3 separate regions of the Homo sapiens genome follow, and regions 1 and 3 are each linked to region 2. A link is an interaction called in ENCODE POLR2A ChIA-PET data of the cell type or tissue named here. Cell type or tissue: CD4-positive, alpha-beta T cell. All regions are shown on one strand.

Region 1 (2,500 bases), 130 kb after region 2:
AAGAAGTCTTAGTTCAAAAAGGATGACACAATGTCACCCCTGCAAGCCTTACAGAAATTAGCCATTTTCAACATTCAGATTTGATTTCAACAGAGGCAGTTATTCAGTTTGCTTGCACCAAATGAGTGTCTACCCAAAGTGTACACATGACCACACACCAGAGAGTATAGATAACACAAAGCACAGCCTCTCTCTCTCTACATGCCCACTTCAGTCAGTGAATAATTAAACACTCCAAAGGCATTTAAAACTCAGGTACAAAGAGAAACTCAGTGTGTGAGGGGGAAAAAAGATCAGACAGACCCCCAGTTGCGAAAAAAAAAATTGCTGAACATGGACCTCAATGAACAACAATAATTCTCCTATAGTTCAACTCACCATTCACGTCACAAACTCTAGAAAGAACACAGAAGCACGGAACTGATGAGGCATGGAACAGAACTTTGGGCTGCAGCCTGCCCCAACTCTTCTGACAAATACCCAACAGCAACAGGACAAAGCATCATTATGACAGAAATAAAAGGCTCTTTAGAAGCTGCCTTTTTTTTAATTCAATGAACCCACTCTTACACACAAAGTTCATGTCACGATGTCTCGAAATACAGTATTGCCAGATTATGCTATTAATGGGTCCAATAAATTCAGTACAAAACACTGCTTCAAGCATTTTCAAGTTAAATAACTAGCACATTTGGGAGAATACTATTTGCCTTCATTTGAACAGTCAGTGTCATCCCCAAAATCGTTAAAAATAACAATTCAGTAAACTGTTTAAGAAAGAGAAAGAAAAAAAAAAGCAGACAAGTGAACTAAAAGAAAAAAAACTTAGTGGAGTGATAAAGCCAGAGGCTCCTCCCAAAGAAGAATATTGCATGTTACTAGCAGCTGGCACAAAGCTTAACCATCTATCTTATCTGTGTTTCCCCTTAAGCTGTGAGCAATCAGTATTACAATAGACAATCCATTACTTACAAAAAAATTGAAGTGCTGTACATTTCTTAAGCTGGTTTTTGTGTGGCAATTCTGTTGCAATACTGCCCTAACAATGAACTTTGTTTTAAAGAGCAAGATATCCACACTCAATGTGGTTAGAGCAAGGGTGGAGCTCACTCTGGGGGAAACAACACACCCAGGCAGACTTCAGTGAGAGCAAACTGCACATTAATATTGCCACACATTTTTCAGAGCCTTGGAGTCACAATTAATTCATTAGTCCTCCTAAAAAAGTGGGGGAGAGTTCATGTTTGTAGATCAGCTTTCCTGCCTTGAAGTAAAATGTATTCTCATTTCTTGTTTGTGAAGAAAGTAAAGATAAAATGCAAGACAGATCACACAGTTCAACCAACAGAATGTTAGATGGAAGTAGAGTACTATAAAGGAAGTCCAACCATGCCAACTTCTAAGTTTAGCAACAGCAGCTTTTACATATCTCAAGGTGTCAGAAGCATTGCTCATTCTAAAACATTACTTCAGCCTGTTTCTGGAGGTCCTGACCATGAACACAAATTACCTCTTTCTCTCCTCACCAGTGCTCTAGTTCTCCTAGCAATACACAAACAATAAAAACGTTTTATTATCAACTAGCAATAGTTCCCTTCAAAATAAGATTTATTTTGAATTTATGGAGTTGCTCTGGTAGAATATTGAAATGTACATGTAAAAAAGAAAATTATTTATTATGCATACCATACTTTAAAAAATTTTATACTCACCCACTTTTTCAATAATTTTGTAGGAATTTTATTTTAAAAAGTTTTCCACAGTATGTATAAATACTGTACAAATATCTTTAATAGGATCTAAAATAATTTATCAGTTATTGAAACTATTAACAAACATCTGATACTTATTCAAGTGATTTTAACCAATACTGTTTTCTGTATACGCATATTCAGAAACACAACCAAGAGTTATTTTTAATTGAATTCCTATAATCATAAAATTAAAGTTTGAGTAAAATAAGCATATAAAAAACTATGTAATTGTTTACATAGAATTTAAAATGAACAATGGAAAAGGATTTGAGAGAACACCAGGAAAATATTATTTTTAATGATGCATGTTGTCATGTTACTCTAGCCAAGAGCTACTCTCTCACATTGGAACAATAATTCAGTCTGGAGTATTGAACATTTCAATATTTTGAGAGATGGCCTAGAACATCCTCTCTCAGGACCCTAGTGAGGGGCTGTTGATTGATCTTGCCTTTGTTGGATTATGAGGTCACTCTTGCCACATGATAAATTAACCATTCCAACATACTCTTCTCATAGTCTAACAGCATGATTTATTTTTTCAACCATCTATGTAATTATCAATCACCTGCTGCTATCTCTTGGCTCTTCCTCATCTCCCCCCTCAAACTAACAATTCAAAGTTACCAGTTGGTTATTATAGTAGAAGAATCCTGTCTTGATACTTTTTGGATTTGCACTGGCAGAATGTGTTTTCAAGCCAAACTTCACTTTCACAGCTGCAAAGGAAATGACAAGAGAAGAAA
Region 2 (2,500 bases):
TCTAAGTCTTGAAGAGAAGGTAGGATACAGATATCCCTAGGGGAGTAAGAGAATGAAAGCATTCTAGACAGTGGAAGAGTCTAAGTCGAGCACAGAGGTTCGACTGTGAAGCCTGCTTGCTGGTGGATCTGCTGTACAGACACAGAGGTTTCAGGGCAAGGAAGAGGAGATTAAGTCAGAAGGCAGGGTGGGGCCAAATGACACCACACAACAGCAGCTTCCTCTACCAGGAGGAACAGGCTGTTTCTTGGGCTGTCCGTGCCCCTAGGAAAGCACCCCACCCTCAAACCCAGGTGATCCACTCCAAGGAGCCTTATGGCTTTCTACTCTCATCTGATCGTCCTTCCCTATCTTAAGTGTTGCCTCCAAAGCAACCTCCTCCAGACACTAGGAAGCCCATTTCTCTCCTCCAGACCTTACCTGCTCTCACAGCTTGTTTCACTTACCTGCCAGTCGGCTCTTATGCACATAACATCCCTTTATGGATCTGTTCTTCTCTTTTAGTTTTAACCTTTTCCAAGATCTTTTTCTACTTATTAGTCAGTCCTTAATTCCCACCCTTCCACTGGACTCAAAATGCATATAGGTGATGATGTCAGAGATTATTTACATATAATTTCTGAATTTGTGGTAATAGGATCACAGCCTTCATGATTAATATTTCTGGAGGCCTTCAATTTGTGATCCGTAGAGATTCACATCAGTTGGAGTTTTGGGAGAATGTACCTGCCTTTCCTAGGGAATCCCCCCTGCCTTGCACACAGCAGACAGTCAACAATGTGACTTAATTTGAACCCCTCCTCCAAGAAAACTCAACCTCTCCACTGGAAGTAATTCAGCCATGTGGCCACAACTTGGTGAACACTACCAGTACGGAAACCTCAACAAGGGAACGAAAAGCAGTTCTGGCTACGATGGAAAATAAGGCAAGCTCCTGCCAAGTAAGTACTTCGCAAACAGCAGTAAAAACGGAACGTGTTAACTCGTGACCAGGGTCCACCATGCATCTCAGAAAGGTCTCACCGAACCCGAAATGGAGAATCGGGGCCCGACACTCATCTCCGGACAGAAGAGCGTCCCTTTAAGAAGAGACTGGACCAGCTGGCCGCACTACAGCTCCCAGAGATTTCCTGGCTTGCAGCCTGGCTCCACCCCCCACCCAGCCTCCGGCCCCAGCAACGCGTGACGTCAGAAGAGGCTGGAGCTGCCGATTGGCTGAACGACGCAGCTAGGTCAAGTCCAGTCGGAGGAAAGAAGTTTGTCTCCATGTGGAAACCATGTGTCTCTAGCTGGGAGGGGGAGGAGGAGAAGGCGGAGAAACCGAGATCAAGTGATTATAGGGGAACTCGCTGAAATGAAGGCGGGGAGGTTGTGCACCTGAGTCGGCCAACGATGCCCTTTTGCAGTAGTGACCGAAAAAAAAAAAAAAAAAGACGTACACAACAAACTACCCAACCCCACCCCCAATAATAACTACTAAAAAGCTAGGGTCCCTGCTTCCTTCCAGAAACCAGGGACCCGGTAGATGCTGGAATCCTATCGGAACGCCCAGATCCCTCTCCCTCCCCCAACGACTGAATGATGTAAGCGTTTCGGAAAGCAGAGCTCTGGAGCAAAACAAGCCCCGCGCGCGCCGAGCGACCCGCAGTGCCCGAGCCGGGCGCACGCACGACCCGCCCCCCGACTCGCGTTATTGCTGTGCACACGCGGATTGCCGTGACGCGCGGGCATTGTGTGCAGCGAGCAGAAAACAACGACGAGCGCCGCCAGCGCGAAGAAGCGCCCCCCATAAAACGAGGCAGATGTAGGGCCCGCCGTTTTCCGTACCCAGAGACCTAGACCGGGCAGGAGGAGGGGAGGAGAGGGGGTGGGATAAAGTGGCCCCCGTGGACCGCTTCTCTTTGCAAGGGGGATAACAGAGGGCCTGGCGGATGGTCGCACGGAGTTTGCCGGAGGTCACCCCAGCCTGTTCGAGCTGTTGGGGACGGGGCGAGGGCCTGGAGCGGGGTCTCTGCAGCCAAACTGGGCACGGCGCGGCGCCCCAAGCTCTCGGGGAAATCTGGGGGCCGTTGGCATCACGTCATTTAGAGCCAAACAGCAGCGGCGAAAAGAAGCAAGAGAGCTAAAAATACTCCCGCCGGGAGCCGGCCGGAGGAGGGGGGCTGCGGGGCCGAGGGACTTATTACGCACATGAAGTTGACTTAGACTTGGGTGCTAAGGTTCCAAACCCCTCTCGGGGGCTGGCAGATTTGCAGGGCGGACGCCTCGGGCGATGGGCTGGGAGGAAGCCCCTCGGCTTCACCAGCCTCTGGAGCCCGGTTACGCCGCCACGGGCCCGCCCCGCGCGGGGCAGCCCAAGCCCGGCGCGCCCGGCTCTCTGCTTACGTGACTGGTGGCCACGCCGGAGCCCCGGCACGGGGTAAACAACGAGGTGGCGGCGGCCAGGGCGGCGGGGTGGGGGGTGGGGGGTGGGGCAGGGGGAGGTCTCCGATTGTCTGCG
Region 3 (2,500 bases), 70 kb after region 2:
GGGACTCACTGGGCACCAAGCCAAGCCTGTCCCCAGGCCAGTCCTGACCTTGTCTTGGCTCTGAGCACTGCCTGGCTTCTGGAATTCTGAGCAGTATTGTGTACCTCAGTTCTGATAACAGGATTCCCATCTGTCATTTTCCTTCTATCCGAGTTCCTGTCTTGAGGAACTGCTAACTATACCCAGGCCCCTTAAGCCTGAGGTCCTGCCATGATCTTGCCATTACCCCACAGGAAGTAGAGGAAGCGCTGCTCTTAGAGCTAAGCCTGTGGCTGGCACTCCTACACATGCTACTGGGCTTCTGCCATCCTGCTTTCTTACTCCAGAATCCTGACTGGGACTCCCACTTCCCTGATGCAGACCATTTACCAGACTACGCTTTTGGCCGATGGCTATGTTCTCGAGGCTCCATGTTTCACTGGCTGGGCTGGGCTTCCTACTAGCTCTCCAGCTCAAGCTGTTCCCCCAGTGCCTGACTTTGCTCAGTGAGTGGGTAGAATTCCTGAGCTTGCCCCACCCAGCCTGCCCTGTTCCTCTGCAGTTAATTGACCCATGCTCAGCTTGGCTTTGGCAAGTACATGTGCATATACCCTTGCTCAATATTAACTTAAAGGTCAAAATGGAGACACACGACCATACCTACATATCAAAAAATTTCATATTTTGAAAATATGTTCTAAAGTAAAACACTATTTTAAAAATAATTTAAAAACAAAACATCTCAATTACCACACAGGATATTTTAAATTAAATAATTTAAAAGGCTTAAGATACCCAAACATCCGGGTGCAGTGAGTCTTACCCCTCCCCGCGATGTGGACCAGTAGATAATATTTGGGATACAGTCTTGGTTATCCTAATAGCCTCAAATGACCTTTATTTCAGTTGAAACAATTGAAGCCAACATTTCCAAAACAGAAATCAGGTAGGAAGAAATGTTGAACTTTAACTCCTTAGTCCAGCAAACACCTTTGGAAGAGACTGCCTGTGCATGCCAACAAGCTGGCTGTATCTACATGTTCTCTCATAAAACTAGGAGCTCATCTACTCTGAAGTCAAAGTCTAGCAAGCCAGTTGCCACTGAATCCAACCTCTACAGCATTACTCAACAGGAAAGGGGTGAGTTATAGCACGCAACAACTACTTCCTCCCTAGCTCCTGCTTAGTGAAAATCTTCAGAAGCTATTGCTTTTGGAAAAAAAAAAAAAAACAATTAGTTTAGATCTTGACTGTCTATGAAAGAAAATGGTCTTCAAGGAAGGACAGAACACAGCCAGAAAACCATTGAGAAGAGTCTAGCAGAACTGTAGCTCCAGGTCCAGGCTGGGGACTGTCACTATATTTGTTTTATAAACCCAGAAAAGATAAGTCAGGAGTACCAGAGGGAAATCCAAAAGAGCCTGCCCTTTTTTTGAGATGGAGTCTCGCTCTGTTGCCAGGCTGGAGTGCAGTGGCACAGTCTCGGCTCACTGCAACCTCTGCCTCCCAGGTTCAAGCGATTCTCCTGCCTCAGCCTCCCGAGTAGCTGGGACTACAGGCGTGCACCACCATGCCCAGCTAATTTTTGTATCTTTAGTAGAGAGGGGGTTTCACCATGCTGGCCAGGATGGTCTCAATTCCCTGACTTCGTGATCCGCCCGCCTCGGCCTCCCAATGTGCTGGGATTACTTGGGCCCGGCTGAGTCTGCCTCTTAAGGCCTGCATTTTGCTGGGTGCAGTGGCTCATGCCTGTAATTCCAGCACTTTGGGAGGCCAAAGCAGGTGGATCAACTGCCAGGAGTTCCAGACCAGCCTGGCCAATACGGTGAAAACTTGTCTCTACTAAAAATACAAAAAATTAACTGGGCGTGGTGGTGGGCAACTGTAATCCCAGCTACTTGGGAGACAGGCGGGAGAATTGCTTGAACCTGGGAAGCGGAGGTTGCAGTGAGCCGAGATCATGCCACTGCACTCCAGCCTGGGCGCGACAGAGTGAGACTGTCTCAAAGAAAAAAATAATAATAAAGCCTGCATTTTATAACTGTACTACTTCCTAATTTCCATCCCTATCTGCTAGGATATGTTATATTGCTTTGGGAAATCCAAGTTTTTCTCAAAAATTTCAAGTCTAAATATCAATCTGAAGGGACACTGTTTGGTCTAAGAAGTCCAATTAACACTCTGCAATGGTCTTTCTATAGGGCTGACATATTTACCAGCTTTTTGAGTGCGAGTCTAATATAGACAATGAGGAAAATCTTGCCTATAAGTCCTTTCATCTGGTGCTGCAAGTTTGTACTACATATTGATTCTGCCATTTCATAAACACTTTTTAAAAAATCCTAGAGTTTCTTAGAAATCTAATATTCTTCAATACACGTTCAAATTAGATGAATAAAACCAATGCTATTAAAGCATGTTGTTCAGCAAGGAACGAGTATTTTGCCTCGTGACAGCAGTCATATAGCACTGGAGAGGTTTTCTTACCATCAGAAGCAAGGTCAGGACCGACTCTGGAGAA

Evidence for each region. Peaks named below come from ENCODE experiments on the same cell type or tissue, not always from the same donor. Only the 100,000 strongest peaks of a DNase experiment are listed, where the experiment ranks them.
Region 1: POLR2A ChIA-PET joins it to region 2 with 16 read pairs; 11 of 35 experiments call an interaction of 5 or more read pairs at or near these places.
Region 3: POLR2A ChIA-PET joins it to region 2 with 20 read pairs; 25 of 35 experiments call an interaction of 5 or more read pairs at or near these places.

The regions. Positions count from the first base shown.
Region 1 is chr10:110,075,591-110,078,090 of GRCh38, reverse strand. All of the region lies in intron 1 of ADD3 (adducin 3), which reads right to left. Among named protein-coding and RNA genes, the nearest start is that of ADD3-AS1, 68 kb to the right of the region's middle. In CD4-positive, alpha-beta T cell, no CTCF peak of the experiment used is centred here; DNase peaks (open chromatin) are centred at 430 and 1,050; H3K4me3 peaks cover 1,603 bases; H3K27ac peaks cover 2,291 bases.
Region 2 is chr10:110,210,006-110,212,505 of GRCh38, reverse strand. The region is part of intron 1 of MXI1 (MAX interactor 1, dimerization protein); the gene reads right to left. Among named protein-coding and RNA genes, the nearest start is that of MXI1, 3.7 kb to the right of the region's middle. RefSeq lists enhancers at 871-1,090, 1,377-2,355 and silencers at 1,931-2,283, 2,111-2,370, 2,461-2,500. In CD4-positive, alpha-beta T cell, no CTCF peak of the experiment used is centred here; DNase peaks (open chromatin) are centred at 195, 1,235 and 1,655; H3K4me3 peaks cover 2,500 bases; H3K27ac peaks cover 2,350 bases.
Region 3 is chr10:110,139,940-110,142,439 of GRCh38, reverse strand. No RefSeq gene overlaps it. Among named protein-coding and RNA genes, the nearest start is that of MXI1, 66 kb to the left of the region's middle. In CD4-positive, alpha-beta T cell, no CTCF peak of the experiment used is centred here; a DNase peak (open chromatin) is centred at 1,099.